3 separate regions of the Homo sapiens genome follow, and all the other regions are linked to region 2. A link is a contact called in ENCODE Hi-C or POLR2A ChIA-PET data. All regions are on one chromosome and are shown on one strand. Each heading gives the region's core, a stretch centred on a gene start or an enhancer-like site at or near the end of the contact. The rest is flanking DNA. Distances are from core to core; before and after follow the strand shown.

Evidence for each region. A loop is a pair of places that touch in the nucleus more often than their neighbours do. ChIA-PET counts read pairs that join two places held with the same protein, here RNA polymerase II (POLR2A). Pooled maps may share reads with other maps.
Region 1: a pooled map shows a loop between it and region 2 (4-fold over the local background). The contact joins the enhancer-like site here to the promoter of EXOC2 in region 2. A Hi-C loop is called at or near these places in 1 of 168 maps with a recorded cell type or tissue (naive thymus-derived CD4-positive, alpha-beta T cell), 1 of 37 single-sample maps with no recorded cell type and 7 of 50 pooled maps. POLR2A ChIA-PET finds 5 or more read pairs at or near these places in 3 of 52 experiments (CD4-positive, alpha-beta T cell, activated CD4-positive, alpha-beta T cell and activated CD4-positive, alpha-beta memory T cell).
Region 3: a pooled map shows a loop between it and region 2 (3-fold over the local background). The contact joins the enhancer-like site here to the promoter of EXOC2 in region 2. A Hi-C loop is called at or near these places in 2 of 37 single-sample maps with no recorded cell type and 9 of 50 pooled maps.

What each region holds. Positions count from the first base shown.
Region 1 is chr6:433,302-436,108 of GRCh38, forward strand. No RefSeq gene overlaps it. Among named protein-coding and RNA genes, the nearest start is that of IRF4, 43 kb to the left of the region's middle. RefSeq lists an enhancer at 1,442-1,671 and a silencer at 1,445-1,609. Within about 2 kb of position 1,535, at least 2 of the 41 ENCODE cell types and tissues checked have a DNase peak (open chromatin) inside an H3K27ac peak, as active enhancers do.
Region 2 is chr6:691,618-694,525 of GRCh38, forward strand. It overlaps EXOC2 (exocyst complex component 2), which reads right to left and starts at 1,522. Exons shown (of 28, transcript NM_018303.6): 1 at 1,402-1,522. RefSeq lists an enhancer at 849-1,735 and silencers at 1,142-1,211, 1,222-1,281.
Region 3 is chr6:217,639-220,500 of GRCh38, forward strand. No RefSeq gene overlaps it. Among named protein-coding and RNA genes, the nearest start is that of LINC03066, 14 kb to the left of the region's middle. RefSeq lists enhancers at 431-480, 1,301-1,350. Within about 2 kb of position 1,478, at least 4 of the 41 ENCODE cell types and tissues checked have a DNase peak (open chromatin) inside an H3K27ac peak, as active enhancers do.

The DNA.
Region 1 (2,807 bases), core at 285-2,784, 260 kb before region 2:
GCCAGACCCAACAAACTACCTACTGTAGGTTTCACTTATACGACATTCTGGAAAAGGCAAAAAATAGTAAGAACAGAGGAGAGATCAGGGAATACCAGGGGCTGAGGGTGGGAGGAGTCTGCCCCAGGGCAGCATGAGGAGGGACCCAACTGTTCAGCGCCATGCTTATGGTAGTGCTTATGGTAGTGCTTACCCAATTTGATGCACTGCACACCAGAAAGAGTGAATTTGGCCAGGTGCGGTAGCTCACGCCTGTAATCCCAGCACTTTGGGAGGCCAAGGTGGGCAGATCACCTGAGGTCGGGAGTTTGAGACCAGCCTAGCCAACCTGGTGAGACCCTGTCTCTACTAAAAAAAAAAAAAAAATACAAAACTTAGCCAGGCATGGTGGTACATGCCTATAGTCCCAGCTACTCAGAAGGCTGAGGCATGAGAATCGCTTGAACCCAAGAGGTGGAGGCTGCAGTGAGCTGAGATCACACCCCTGCACTCCAGCCTGGGCAGCAGAGCAAGACCGTTTGAAAAAATAAATAAATAAATAAAAAATAAATTTTACTGCACCTTTCTTTTTAAAAACAAAAAAAATAAAAACCCTACGTCAAAAGTAGGCATTTTAGTAGCTTCGGATCTGAGAAAAGTTGTTTTCCCACTGAGGAATGCCATAGTATTCTGTTTTTCAAGTACATAACGTTCCTAGAAGAGCCAAAATTAAACTTAAAAAAGAAAAACAAAAGAAAAAAAGAAGCTGATGTAATTGACAACTTTTATAGTCTCCTCGTTTCATTCAGGTCAGTAAAGGATCAGCAAAGAGAAGCAAACATTCAGCATGCCATGGCTGGGACCCTAAGCACCACACAGGCCAGGCTAGAAAGTGCCTCCTAGACCCAGCATGCTTTTGCTCACAGATGCGTAAGCTAAGGGCGTGTGAGCCGCAAAGTCGGGCCTGGGCTTCAGCCCTGCTACTGCGACTCTGCCGGGACAAAGGGAGGCACTGATCCCCACAGGCCATCCCAGACACTGATACATTTTTGACTTGCCAGCATCTTCGCTACCTTCTCTTTCATTTTCCTATAATCCCGTTTCCTTTCACAGCATGTTCCCTAGGTGAGGAACAGCAAGTACCTGTAGGTCTGGAACGAGGGCCCAGGGCCACGAAAACCAGCCATGGGATGGAACAGGAGGGAGAGAGGAGGGGATGGACATGGCTTCTGTGTCTGGGACCACACGCTTCATGTTTTTTCTTCCCTTGGCATTTCTGTCTTGGCACAAGGGAAGTTTCAAAACAGCAGGAGCGAAGTGTTTTCCAGCTATGGCCAGGCACCCCCAGCACTGAACACAAGAATGCTAAACAAAGTCCTATGGTCATTTTCCTTAGGCCCTCCCGCCCCCAGGCTTTCTCAGAGATTGTGGAACAATGGAGCCCATGATTTTAGGATGCAGCTCAGTCCCTGGAGGCACACAGGCATCCTCCCTCCACCTGTGTGTCCAGAATTGGCGGGTTCCTGGTTATCACTGACTTCTAGAACGAAACCACAAACCCTCGCGAGGAGTGTCACAGTTCTTAAAAGTGATGTTCCTGTTTCCAGTTTCTTTCTTCTGGTGAGTTCAGTTTCGCCGGCTCAAGAATGAAGCTTCAGACCTTCACAGTGAGCGTTACAGCTCTTAAGGCAGTGCCTCTGGTGGGTTTGTGATCTTACTGACTTCAGGAATGAAGCTGCAGACCTTTGTGGTGAGTGTTACAGCTCATAAAAGCAGTAGGGACCCAAACACTCAGCAGCAGCAAAACTTATTGCAAAGAAAGAAAGCACAAACTTCCTACTATGTGGAACCAACCCCGAGTGAGTTACCACTTTTGGTTCCTGCAGCCTGCTTTTATTCCCTTACCTGGCTCTCTCTCCCTGCTCCTCCCCCGCCATATCCTGCTGATTGGTCCATTTTACAGAGAGCTGATTGGCCCATTTTGACAGGGTGCTGATTGATGCGTTTACAATCCCTGAGCTAGAAACAAAAGTTCTCCAGGTCCCCACTAGATTAGCTAGATACAGCATGCCGATTGGTGTATTTATAAACCCTGAGCTAGACACAGAGTGCTGATTGGTGCATTTACAAACCTTGAGCTAGATACAGAGTGCCGATTGGTATATTCACAATCCGTTAGCTAGACATAAAGGTTCTCTAAGTCCCCACTAGACTCAGGAGCCCAGCTGGTTTCACCCACTGGATCCTTCAGAGAGGCCGTAGGTGGAGCTGCCTGCCAGTTCCGTGCTGTGCGCCCGCGCTCCTTAGCCCTTGGGCGGTCGATGGGACTGGCGCCCTGGAGCAGGGAGCGGGGCTCCTCCGGGAGGCTCGGGCTGTGCAGGAGCCCACCGCTGGGATTGGGGAGAGGCTCAGGCATGACTGGTTGCAGGTCCCGAGCCCTACCCTGCGGAGAGGCTGCTAAGGTCCGGCGAGAAATCGAGTACAGCAGCTGCTGGCCCAGGTGCTAAGCCCGTCACTGCCCGGGACTTGCGGGCCAACTGGCCACTCCGAGTGCGGGGCCCCCCGAGCCCACGCCCACCCGGAACTCGCGCTGGCCCGCAAGCGCCGCGCACAGTCCGGGTTCCCGCCTGCGCCTCTCCTTCCACACCTCCCCGCGCAAGCTGAGGGAGCCGGCTCTGGCCTTGGCCAGCCCAGAAAGGGGCTCCCACAGTGCAGCGGCGAGCCGAAGGGCTCCTCAAGCACAGCCAGAGTGGCCACCAAGGCTGAGGAGGCGCCGAGAGCGAGCGAGGGCTGTGAAGGCTGCCAGCACGGTGTCACTTCTCACCTGG
Region 2 (2,908 bases), core at 272-2,771:
AGGCTTCTGGTCAACAGTAGGCTATTAGTAAAGTCCTGGGAAAGTCAAAAGTTACATGGAAATTTTTGACTGCGTGGGCACCCCTAACCCCAGTGTTGTTCAAGGGTCAACTGTAGTTCAAAATGGCATTCAATACAGGAAATTAAATACTTGACAAGAAAAAAAGATCACTTTCTAAAACTTCCAAGAGTTGGTCCAAGTCACACTGGGGGAACTCTGCTTCTCTGCTTTAATTTATTAAGTTTCTACTTAGACAAACAAGTGAACATGTAAGTACTAAGCACACATCACCCTCTTTCTATTACTACTCTGGGAATCGCCAACTTTTAGCACAAAAAAATCATCTTTGAGAAGATTCTGGCTTTCAGTTGATTTGTCATTAAAGGAGTCAGTTACACAAAGCATGGGCCAGTACATACTAACATTCATAAACAAAACATTATTATGCATTAGAAGACAGATCCACATAAGCTCAGAAGTAACTTTTCAATATTGCATAGTGCACACAAAAAGATTTAATTAAAGTGTGGCTAACTTAGAAAAAATATTTTTTAAGTGTTCCTTGTAAGTTTACTCACAGATTCATAAAGGCATCAGACTTAAAATTTCTCAGACTTATTAGTATGTTGACCTTTGGCAGATTAAAAATAACTTACTTCCATTCAAAGACGAGTTCTTTCAAGAACTATTTCTCGGAATTACTAAAGTGTTTTCTTAACAATCTTGGGATACAGGGTTACGCATCACCAGGCTTCCAGGCTGCTGGTGTGCGGACCTGGAGCCGGCGCGCAAGGTCTCAATGGCAGCTACAACAGGACCTCAGGCTCTTTGCTCAAGCACTCTGAGCCGCCGCTCCCCTATCCGTAAAATGGGTCACACGGCAGCGTACATACACCCGCGCGAGGATCAAGTACGTGCACGCAAACGCTGACAACAGCGGCAGGCGCCTTTTAAGCGCTCAGGACAGCCAGAGCGGGATGCACGCCTAGGCAGACAGGTAACACCCGCCTCGCGTTCACTTTTCCGGAGAAATTCTCAAATCTCACGGAGTGGCAACTGCGCAAGGGCGAAGCGGCGCAGTCTGGGGCCAGCTCCAGCGGGCGGGGCCTGGAGTCAGCCCTCTGCAGCCCACGCCCCTCACCGGCGCAGGTGGGGACCGCGGGGGTGCGAACTGGCGGGGGTGGGCGCGGAGCCCAGCAGGCGGCTGACGGCGGGGATGGGGGCTGCGGGGCTGGGAACCGCGGGGGGTCGCGGGGCCCCGCAGGTGACCGACGGCGCCAGTGGGCGCGGCTGTCCCTTCACCGCTGAGGCCTGGACGGACGCCGCAGGCGGCCACCTCCGTGCAGCTGACGTCCATGTCCCGCTGGCCTTCGGCCAGGCCCTCCAGCCTCCCACACATACCTCCAGCCGTCCTGCCGCAGCTCACGGCCGGCACAGACAGGGCCCGGTAGGTCTCGCCGAAGACTCCGCGGCCGCCAGCCGCCGGCACCTCACTTCCGCCCGCCGCGAGCGCCGAGCGTGTAGATCCGCCTGGCAGTCGAGCGCCGAGTCCTCGATGGGCGGAGCCTTCAGGGGAGGGTAGAGGAGGGGAGGAGACCGGCGCGGGTGCTGGAGGTCAGCAGGGGCCGTGGGCGGTGGACGCTGGAATGCCTTGGGTTCCGAGGGACCCAGCTGCCTGAATGGACACGAGTAGGAGGTTTTTGCTGGGCGTCTTTGCGGTGGCGGGAAGCGGTGAGGGAGGGAAAGAAGGATACAAGCTCAAGGGGCAGGCCGGGTGCACCATCCATCCCCGTGCCCTCGGGTCATCTCAGGGAGACTGTGGGATGATAGTGCGTTTGTGGGCCACAGTTCACAACGATGGGCCCTGCATCGGGTCAGAGGACCCCTCCGGAACAGGGGGATGCACAAGGTCAAGAGAATGCATGGAATCAGAGGGCTGCACCAGGTCAGGGGGGCTGCACCGAGACCAGAGGAAGCATCAGGTCAGGAGGATGCACTGGAGTGTGCATCCCCAGGGGGCCACACTGGGTAAGGAGGATGCACCAGGTTAGGAGGCAGCACTGGGTCAGAAGGATGCACTGGAATCAGGGGACTGTACCAGGTTGGGGGGCGTGCCTCAGGTCAGGAGGAGGCACTGGGGTCCGGGGGCAACATTGAGTCAGGGGCAGCCCTAGGTCAGGAGGATGCATGGGGTCAGGGGGCTGCAGGGGTTTGAGGGCTGCACTGGGTCAGGGCGCCATACCAGGTCAGGGGATGCGCAGGATCGGGGGAGATGCCCGGGGTCGTGGGATGCTGGGGGTTGGGGGGATGCTCGGGGTCGGGGAGTTCTCGAGGTCGGGGGATACTCGGGGTCAGGGGGTTCTCAGGGTTGGGGGGATACTTAGGGTCAGGGGATGCTCTAGGTTGGGGGAAGCTCGGGTTCAGGGGCTATGGCCAGGGAGGAAGGACAATCAGGAAAGTGGGGGTAGCGGATTCTGGAAGCTAAATAGTTTCAGGAAGGAGGAATTGATAGCCAATGTTCAGAAGTACTGTGAGGCCAAGACTCCAGAGACAATTGAGTTTGGCATATGCCAGTCATTGGCATCCTTGACAAAAGCAGTTTCAAAGGAGTGTGGGGAAGCTACATCTCGTCAGAGTGGACTGTGAAAAGAATATTAAGTGAAGTGGAAAAAAGTAAGTTTCAACAACCTAGGTTGGCAGATTTAGCAATAAAAATACAAATACCCAGTAAAGTTTAATTTCAGATAAACAACAAGTAATTTGTAGTATAGATATATTTATCACTAAACTAATGTTGCATGGGATATACTTCTACTAAAACATTGTTTTGAGAGGTGACAGCGTGCTGGCAGCCCTCACAGCCCTCGCTCGCTCTGGGCACCTCCTCGGCCTTGGCACCCACTCTGGC
Region 3 (2,862 bases), core at 228-2,727, 470 kb before region 2:
AGCTGGGTGGTTACAGAGACGTCAGCTCTGAAAGAGGGTTGGGCTGCACTGAGGGGAGGATCTGGAATGGTGGGAATCAGGCTGACATGGATCCAGATGAACATGTATTTGAAATTTGGCACTGCCCATGGCTAGCTGCATGGCCATGGTCAAAGTCACCAGGCTGTAATTTGATTTTCTCATCTGCAAAAAGTGGGAGCGATAATGGCTCTCTTGGAGGACGGTTGTGAGGGTTGGAATGAAATGTCGAGCGTGTGGTGCAGACGCCTCCACAGCGGCAGTGCTCCCCAGGCTCTGAAGCATGGAACCCACGGGCTGTGCTTACCTCGTCAGTCCCTCGGACCCCCTGAATGTGTTTGCAGACATTTGCCATGCTTTCTCTGGGTTCAAGATTGTGTTCTCCAAGACTAAGTTGTGAGTTCCCTGCCACAGGGACTGTTTCTAACTTATCTTTGTAGAGCCTAGTGCACTGCCCAGCACACACAAACAGCTCAGGAGATGTTGGATGTAGTTAAATTCAAGGAGAAAAGAGGCACCCCAGGCAGGTGTGAAGCGTGGGAGGGGTGCCTTTGGAGGCCCTGCTGGGGAGGCCCCGGGGACAGCCAGGGGGCAGACTGAGAACAGCCAGGCCTGAGGGACCAGACCAGCTGGTGATCGGGGGTTTTTAGAATTTGCCAACCTCTTGACTGGCCTGGTTGGGCTAGATGCTGAGAGGCTGTGAGCTTCCCTGTGGTGGGGGTCCTGAGGCAGCAGGGCCTGCAGCCAGCCCGCTGGAGTTCAAATTCAGGCCCCGCCCCTCGCTAGCTCCCTAGGCCTGGGCTTACTTACCCATGCAGCTAAGTGAGGGTGACGTGACTCGCTCCACTGAGCCTTGGAGATGACGCCGTCTCTGTTCATTGCCTGCCGTGAAGCTTCTCGTCTTGGAAGGTCATGACTGAGAGGTTTCAGGGGAAATGTTTGAAGGGCAGGATTAGCCTAATCTTGAATCCCTTAGGAACTCCACCATATTACATTACCTCTTTGGTTACAGGAAACCCCCCTCAGGGCCCCTGTCCTCCCAAGGGCTATTAATGCAGATACCAACTACTGGAAGTGATATGCTCCAGAGGAGGCTGGTGACCACCTGCATTCAGGTCCCTGTGGACTGGAGGGACAGCAAGAGGTCACGGCTGGGCCGTGCTACTCAGAGTCCCGCACAAGCCAAGTCATCCCACAGCCACCGTGTTGTTGCCCAAGTGAACACCTGAAGGGAGCCTCAGCCGGGGCTTGTCCGACTCCAAAATCCATCCTCTGTCCCCGAGGCCAGGCTGACTCAAAGATGGAGGGGACCTCGTTGTCTCAGTTCTCAGGAAGCTCGAAGGCTAATCTGTTTTCGCAGAAGAAATGAACTCACCAATTGACATGATCAGAAGGAAGAATGACCCAAAATTCAAATCTAAAAAGCCCCAAATTCCTTACTAATAGACTGCCTCTCACCAGCTTCTATTAAGTGAGAAAACATCTTTTCCCCCCACTGTTTTTTCTCCCTTCTGAAAAGAGGAACAGAGCAAAGACCTGAAAAAAAATCTCTCCACATAGCTGTTGCCCAGCCACCTGTACTTTGGAGAAAGAGCAGAAATGGGTACGAAAGGCTCCTGCTGTCTAATTAAGGCTGGAATTCACATCACAGAAGCAGAGCTGGAGCCAAGGGAGCTGTGCAGGGACTTCTAGATCCCACCATGCACAGTAGGTGTGTGGGCTCCCAGGCAGGGGCACCGGATCTCCTGAGGGAAAGGGCCCCTCCAGCACCAGCTTGCATGCTGGAGGGAGGAGCTGCAAAGGGCCTGGAGAGGCCACGGCTTCTCCTTGGCAGGGTGGGCCCAAAATTTGGTACTGATCTGTTGGCTTCAGATATAGTTAATGTGTGACATCAACACTTAGCATTGAAGGGGCTTAATATCCCCACCGTAGCACCCAGTTATATCCCAGCAGGTTTAATCTGCAAGAAATGACCAGACTGGAAGAAACAGGGCAGCCCATCATAGAACACCAGCGCTGGAGGCACCTTGGAGAGGTAGTTGGTCCTACCCACCTCATTTTGCAGGTGGAGACTGAGCCCCAGAGACGTGAAGCAACATGCCTAGGGTCACACAGCAACAGCACACAGTAGGACCAGGCCAAATTCTCTTGCTCCATCACTTTGGGAACAGTGCAGCACAGCACCAGCAGGAAGTGAGGAGCTCCTGTGTGGACCCCGAGCAGCCCTGCAGATATGGTTATCTCCAGAGTCACGGCCCTCACAACCCTCTCCCCAGCTTCTGAGTCTGTCCCTTCTTAGCCTGGAGTAGTGAGATGGATGCACCGGCATCTTTGACAGCCACGGTTGTTCCGATTCATGTCCCCCCGCCTGCACCCCCGCTCGCTTCCCGCTTCCCGCTTCTGTCCTGCCCACACAGAATGGGGAACTGGAGCCGGGGCCAGGGGCTGAGCCGCTGTGTGAGCCCGAGTGATGAGTCAGCGTTCATTGAGCAAACGGAGAGAGGCAGAATGAATGAGTAAATGGTCTGTATTTTCTTTGCTACAATTTAATGTCCTAATATATAAAAGTGTGTGAGATTTTAAAAATATGAACACCAGAAAAAATTATCTCACATATCTGCACTTCTCTAATCATATATAATCTTTTCATGAATTTGGGTTGCATTTTATATCCTTAAATATTATATTGTACATTGATTCATATAGGTCCTGTATTTTTGTTACAGTTATTCCTAAGTATTTTCCCCAATTTTTTTAAATATTTCAAACTCACAAAAAAGATAAAAGAATAGTACAAAGAACCGCTGTTTGACCTTCACTGTAGATTGATGAATTATTAACATT